3 separate regions of the Homo sapiens genome follow, and all the other regions are linked to region 1. A link is a loop called in an ENCODE intact Hi-C map of the cell type or tissue named here. Cell type or tissue: heart left ventricle. All regions are shown on one strand.

Evidence for each region. Hi-C counts contacts between places; a loop is a spot of excess contacts. Peaks named below come from ENCODE experiments on the same cell type or tissue, not always from the same donor. Only the 100,000 strongest peaks of a DNase experiment are listed, where the experiment ranks them.
Region 2: it touches region 1 in a loop (2.0-fold over the local background); 11 of 110 quality-filtered maps call a loop at or near these places.
Region 3: a loop joins it to region 1, with 4 times the contacts of the local background. A loop is called at or near these places in 47 of 110 quality-filtered maps.

Annotation. Positions count from the first base shown.
Region 1 is chr18:34,793,817-34,796,316 of GRCh38, forward strand. DTNA (dystrobrevin alpha) reads left to right here. Exons shown (of 23, transcript NM_001386795.1): 4 at 221-434. Among named protein-coding and RNA genes, the nearest start is that of DTNA-AS1, 27 kb to the left of the region's middle. In heart left ventricle, no CTCF peak of the experiment used is centred here; no DNase peak of the experiment used is centred here; H3K27ac peaks cover 474 bases.
Region 2 is chr18:34,642,619-34,645,118 of GRCh38, forward strand. LOC124904281 (a long non-coding RNA gene) reads right to left here. Exons shown (of 2, transcript XR_007066335.1): 2 at 1-2,500. It also overlaps a transcript of DTNA not described here. Among named protein-coding and RNA genes, the nearest start is that of DTNA, 66 kb to the right of the region's middle. In heart left ventricle, a CTCF peak has its summit at 1,547; no DNase peak of the experiment used is centred here.
Region 3 is chr18:34,349,719-34,352,218 of GRCh38, forward strand. No RefSeq gene overlaps it. Among named protein-coding and RNA genes, the nearest start is that of NOL4, 130 kb to the left of the region's middle. In heart left ventricle, no CTCF peak of the experiment used is centred here; a DNase peak (open chromatin) is centred at 1,183.

The sequences.
Region 1 (2,500 bases):
ATCTATTGTGGTGGTCAGTAAATCATTTGCTTGCTATTATGTAATGCACATCAAGTCTTAGAGATAATGCACAGCCTATGTTCATTTACTTATGTTGACCCCCTGCAACAGCTGCACACATGTGAGATACCTAGAAAAAAACAGGACAGAGGGTCATGTAAACTGATGTATTTGCCTTCCATTACTTTGGGCTGATGTGTTAACTCTGCTTTAATTGTAGTGCACCTGGTGGACATATGGAATGTCATAGAAGCATTGCGGGAAAATGCTCTGAACAACCTGGACCCAAACACTGAACTCAACGTGTCCCGCTTAGAGGCTGTGCTCTCCACTATTTTTTACCAGCTCAACAAACGGATGCCAACCACTCACCAAATCCATGTGGAGCAGTCCATCAGCCTCCTCCTTAACTTCCTGCTTGCAGCGTTTGATCCGTAAGCACCCTCTGAATGTCTGTTCCTCTCTACATGTTTGGCTTTCACTTCCTGTCTTACTTGGTCTTTTTCCCAAACAATTTTATATCTCTCTCTTTTTTTTTTTACTCTCTTTTTTCTTACAGTGGATGCTTATGTCAGTAAAGTCTCCATGTGTTTAATATAAATTTTAAATCCTGTGAAAAAGACTAGAGAGTAAAATGGTGCCAGAGGAACTTGAGGACAATTGTATTTTATGTGCTGACCTTTAGTTATCTCATCCCATGCTTCCTGGAAGCTGTGGATGCTTGAGAGGATTGCCTGTGGTGCGATTTAATGAAGCGTGAAGTGGGAGGATCTTTTTAACTCTCTTCTTTGCAAATTGTTTAAGACAGTGTTTCTGAGGTGTCCTAACAAGGCCCTACAGCAAACAAGAAAGAAATTGAAAAGGGTTTCTTGACTATCCCAGTCAAAGTAACTATGACTTGCGTTAAATGGACTGGTCAATTTAAGTGTTTCGATCATAAAATAAGGGGATGCTGTCCACAGACCACAACTGAAGCTCAGCTTCATTTTTGTATAATTTTCCCTTTTAGAATCAGAGAATTTCAGGGCTGGCTGAGATCTTAAAGGCTGTTCGTCCACATATCTCATTTTACAGATGAAGGAAATGAAGCACAAAGAAATTGTCACTTGTTTGGTGTCTCGCAGCATGTTAGTGGCCGAGTGGGGACTTAGGTGTTCAACAAAGGTTTCTTTACCAAGGTATATGTGGATTCCCCTGAATTACATTCTCAGCCTACAATTTCAAGAGGGCTTTTTGCCAATAGCCTCCAACCTGGACGTAGTACCACCCCCTCCACTTCCACTGCTTGTTTTGAATATTAAAAAGGAAAATTGCTAACCTGACCTTTCAGCAATCACATTTTGAGATTCTCAGAAGGTTTTACTTAGTCTCATTGTCTGGCCAATGCCTGGAAGTATTTACCCCCGCAGTGGAGATGTTCCAGCCAGGCTAATGTTATTTTGCAATTCACAAAAGCTACCAGCTGTCACTTTGCAACTTAGAGTGTTAACAGAATCGTTCCTGCTCAGTTTTTCCAGTGTGCATTATTGTCTTCGTGATATTTATATTTTGAGAAATTCTTCAGTTAAAATAAACAATTTTACAACTAGCATTCCAGGTTGGTAGAGTCTTTGCTTCGGCTGTGCACACTTCAGAACGAGATGTACAGCTCTAGCTTAATCACTATAGTAACTGGATGCTGGGGCAGGTAAAGAGGACTGTGGTTCCACATGACAGGCAGCAGAGGCAGCAGAATGGAACCTGGCCATGGCATTTCTGTAGTGGCATTTCTAACCTGGCCCTGTGACAAGAGTGTGGCAGCTTTCAGATTTGCCCCTAAAGATGTCAAGAGACTTATTTGTTAGAAATGTAACAATGGAAACTGCAAAAAGAGAAATATAATATCTCACTAAATCCTGGAGTACTGCTAGAGAACTCATAAAGAATCAAAGCCAAATAATCATTTGCACCCACTCCATAAATATAGACCAGAAACCAGACTAACAATAAGGAAGGGGGTATTTTGTGAGATATATAGGATTCACACAAATATAGTTAGATTTTTCACTTTTGGTCAGAAATATTTGCTAGATCACTTCTAAATATAGAGCTATGAACGGTCTCTAAATAGCTGCTGAAAATATAGCTGAATCATTTCAAGATTGATGAAAAGCTAAGTTTGACATCTATTCCAAGGTAAGGAACAATTCACAAAAAAGTTCAGAAGAAATCTTTATTTGGTGCCTATTCTTCGTATAGATAGGAAGCCTCCTGATGTGTACTTTCAATAATCTCACTGTAGTAGATTTATAAACACATCCACATAGACAAATTTCACTGCAAAGATTTATAAACATATCCATGTAGAGATCCTACTCTGCAGACACTTCTGCGTTTGCTCCTTCAGCGTAGCAAATGAGCATAGGCAGTCCTACTGACACTCAAATTTTCCATCTGATGGCATGGAATTTTGGATATGAAATGTAAGCCATCAGGAAGTACAGCTAACTGGATATGTAAT
Region 2 (2,500 bases), 150 kb before region 1:
CGCGATCTCGGCTCACTGCGACCTCCGACTCCCTGGTTCAAGCAACTCTTCTGCCTTAGCCTCCCGAGTAGCTGGGATTATGGTCACGCACCACCACGCCCAGCTAATTTTTGTATTTTTAGTAGAGATGGGTTTTCACCATGTTGGCTAGGGGGGTCTCGATCTCTTGACCTCATGATCTGTCCACCTCGACCTCCCAAAGTGCTGGGATTACAGGCGTGAGCCACCGCACCTGGCCCAGACTGGCTTTCTCAGGGAATCATGCTGCCTTGGCTCCAGTGTGAAATCTCTCTGCTTACAGAAATTCAGACCCTCCCAGAAATGTCACAGCAGCACTGCCCTGTCCCAAACTAACACTACCTGGAATTCATGTGAGTAACTAGCATGCCATAACTTAGCAGCAGGCTACTGCAAACATCTCTGAGTATTAGGTATAACTGGAAACAAACAAAAAAAAGGAATTTGACGACTATTTCTGGTAACATTCTGGAGACATGGCCAGTCTTTAGTGGGTACAGTGACTTTGTACCTAAGAGTGGCAAGATGTGTCATGGCTCTTGGTTCCTCAGGGCCTCTCCTGTGTTAACCATTGCTGCTTTTAATTATAATTAGAGCCCATGGGTTCTTAGCCATGGTGGTAAAGCACATACCCAAATATTTTGAAATCTTAATAAAAGAAGAATGCATGATGTTAGTTTAACTTTCAAAATTAACACTCATTAAAAAGTATGTGATTTGCATTAGCACATTCTTATTTTGTGATAAGAGTCTACAAGAATCACTCTTAAATTATGGCAGCAGCCTATCCCCAGTTCCTGGGCTTAAACACAATATGACAAAAGAATCATAAGCAATGTGTTAATTAGCCTGTTTCTGATTTTACCTTCAATTCCACATATTTCATGATTTTCAGGAAATCTGTTTATTCTTTATTATTCTCTGCAGGTGTTTTGAGAATATATTCATTGGGTAAACCAGAAATGTTGGCAACAAAATCCCAAGATCCAGTTTCCTTGTCTAGGCTCTTGGTCAGAAGCATCTGACCAGTATCCCAATTTTAACCTTAAACATATTTCAGATTATATGATAGAAACTGCCTTTTTTAAAAGCTGAGATTATGTTTTCTGCTCCACATTTTGAGGGTAGATGCCAACATGAAATCTTAATAAAATTATCATTATGTAATTCACAGCAATCAGATTGTATATTCCTTAATTACATGATTTGTTAAATATCCATACATTATTAAGCATCATCTTTTATACCTATAAAATTATAAGCTCCTGCTATATAATATAATCTAGATCTACCCGGCTAGAACAAAACTGTATAATTCATCAAAAATTACATTTTTCTTCAGCTGTATATTATGTTGTTCTCTCTAAATTATCTATCACTCTTATCATGGCCAATGTAATTGTGAGGGATAATAGAAAATGGGAATAACATTGATATTTTAAATAAAAAAAATAAGCTAAATCTCTTTTGAGTAAGTAGTTTCAAGCTTCCCTCACCAGATCGTGGCCCACTTATATCCTTTTATTGTCCTATTCACCCTCTAGTGGAATTCTTAGTAAGTAGTGGAAGTACATATAGAGAGAGTGAAACTGCAGAAATAAAGGAGATAGCCAAAAAGCCACAAAACTGAATAATTCATGGAACATGTAGGAGTCGACTGTATTATCATCAAGAGGATGTTTTTGTGAATGTTAATTATTTATGACTACTTGTAATGTTTATGTTTATTAGTTGAGGTACATAGAGAATAAAATTGCATAGCAGCTAGTAAAATAACTTTTAAAAGATTCCAGTTTAAACACACTCATTAGTTTAAAAGGCTTTCTGGGATTACAGACATTAAAACATTTAAATCTTACTAGGGAGTCAAAAGGCTCTCCAAGGATTTGTAGTCACTTAAACATCTCTATTTTTGAGTTACAAGTTTGGGTTAGTCACTGTTGATTTGTATATTTTTAATCATCAAGAATATCTGAGAAATATACAATTTGGCACCTCACTTTATAATCTGAAAAGAACAGCACTGAGGCTTAAAAAATTTTTTGAGCAAAAGAAGAACATATTTTTTAGTTCATTTCAACCAGTCTTTTTCCTTCAGCCTAATATGGATATAAAATGTAACTGGCATTAGCGTTTCCTAGTATTGCTGCAGCCTGCCAGAATGTTGAGACCTTTGCACAATGAATCCATTATTACAATAAATATGAAAAGACGACATAATATTCTAAACAGCTCATCACATTCTTTCTAATGTTCCCTGTACTGAAGAAAATATTTTAATGTATACTAAGTATTTGAATTTATTTTCAAAATAGTGAATTCATGCTTTCAATTGTTGCCCTTTAGGAGTCCTTAGTGCACATTTGTAAGGTAACGACAAACTGAATCTTTAATAATGATCGTAATGATCACTTTAACACTGGAAGAAAACTCAATGTTTTCCTAAGTTTCTCAAGGTCATTTTTTCACTCCATAGCTTTTC
Region 3 (2,500 bases), 440 kb before region 1:
AAAGTTGGCTTCATCCTTGGGATGCAAGATTGGTTCAACATATGCAAATCAATAAATACAATTCATCACATAAACAGAACTAAAGACAAAAAACACATGATGATCTCAATGCACGCAGAAAAGGCTTTTGATAAAATTCAATATCCCTTCATGTTAAAAACTCTCAATAAACTAGGTATTGAAGGAACATATCTCAAAATAATAAGAGCCATCTATGAAAACAACAGTCAATATCATCCATGTGGACAAAAGCTGGAAGCATTCCCCCTAAAAACCGGCACAAGACAAGGATGCCATCTCTCACCATTCCTATTCAACATAGTATTGGACGTTCAGGGCAATCAGGCAAGAGAAAGAAATCAAGCGTATTCAAATAGGAAGAGAGGAGGTCAAACTATCCTTGTTTGCAGATGACAATATCCTCTATCTAGAAAACCCCATAGTCTTAGCCCAAAAGCAACTTCAGCAAAGTCTAAGTATACAAAATCAAGGTGCAAAAATCACTAACATTTTTGCATACACCAACAACAGGCAAGCAGAGAACCAAATCATGAATGAATTCCCATTCGCAATTGCCACAGAAATAATAAAATACTTAGTAATACACCTAACGAGGGAAGTGAAGGACCCCTTCCAGAACTACAAACCACTGCTAAAATAAATCAGAGAGAACACAAACAAATGGAGAAACATTTCATGCTAATGGATAGGAAGAATCAATGTCGTGAAAATGGCCACACGGCCCAAAGTAATTTATAGATTCAGTGCTATTCCCATTATATTGACATTCATCACAGAATTAGAAAAAAACTATTTTAAAATTCATATGGAACCAAAAAAGAGCCCGAATAGCCAAGACCTGGGCACCCCTGTGCTCTTGGGAATTGGGAGTAGGCAGGAGACCTGCCCTCCTGGGCAGGGCTGCAGCTGTCCAAATTGTGGCTGTGGATCTGGGCCTCCCATCCCACAGAGCGGACAGAAGCTCTGCCCCCCAGGGTGCAGTTGCAGCCACCCAAACCAGGGCTGCCCACCCAGGCAGCCCTGTACTCTTGGGGGGCCTGGGAAGGCCCCCTTTGCCACACAGGCTCGAAGATCCCTGTTCTCACTGCCTGGCCTCTCCCAGCTCCTGGAACCTGCTCCAATCTTGGGGGTTGGGACCACATCCGGGCACTGTCACAGCCCAGCTGGGTGTGCACATGCTCAGGGCAGTACTGACATGCCAGCCCCCTGCTGCCTCTGCCCCTCCTGACTTTGGGCTCCCCTCTGGAAGGGGAAGCTAATGGGAGGTTGAGGGTGGCTGGGCACTGGCCTGCAAGTGCTCCTTGGTGCCAGCAGCCTGGGTACCATGGATGGCCACAGGAGGCAGACAGGATCCTGTGTGGAAGGGGGCAGGTCTCCAGTGAAACCCCATCTCCACGCCAGGGCAGGCCTGAAGCCTAGGAGGTGGGCTGGCAGTCCTGCACACTGGAAGGGGAGCTCATGATGCTTTATCCTGGGCCTGCTCATGGCTTCCCATGGACCAATGAGCATACACTTCCCTGCTCTGAGGCCCATAAAAGCCTTGGGTTCAACCAGAGCAGGGCAGAGGATGGGAGGACCAGCTTCAGAGAGGGGCTACCCTCTCTGCTGATAGCTGCAGAGGCTCTAGAATAACCTGCAGGCAGAGAGCAGCCACATTCTTCAGGGCCTCCTCTCTGCTGAGAGCTGCAGACATGGAGAAGACAAGTTGCAGAGACGAGCTACCCTCTCAAGGACCTTCTCTCTGCTGAGAGCTGAACACTTGATGGGATTATGATCTGCCTACAGAGAAGAGATACCCACTGCAGGTCTCCTCTGAGCTATTGTAACACTCAATAAAGCTCCTATCTATCTTGTTCACCTTCCACTTTTCTGCATATCTCATTCTTCCTGGATGTGGGACAAGAACTCGGCCAAAGGCACCTCTGGCCACAGATGTTTCTGGCCCCAAAGATCTCATAACACCAGTGCCATCTCAGTTTACTATTGCCATGGCAACACCTGGAAGCTACTGCCCCTTTCCATGGCAAAGACCCAGAAGTTACCACCCCTTCTCTAGAACTTTTGGAATAACTAACCCCTTAATTTACATGTAATTAAAGTGGTTATAAATATGAGTGAAGAATGGGTACACTGCCTATGGGGTAGCCCTGCTTCACAAAGAACAATATCTCTGCTGCTGCTGTACACTGCCGCTTTAATAAAAGTTGCTGTTGAACATCACTGATTTGCCCTTGAATTCTTTCCTGGGGTAAGTCCCAATTTTGGGGCTCTCCTGTCCTGCATCAAAACTACTCTATTCTATTTGGAAATCAATTAAAATCCTGGTGGGCCAGAGAAGATAACAACAGTCACTGGCTGCTGTTGAAATCTGGCATCCCTCTCTGATCCACTTCCACTCTACCTCACTTTTCCAGCTCCAGAACCATTCTGACACGGGTGAGATGCAGCCAAAATCAGGTTATCTCCCACTTGACTTCTT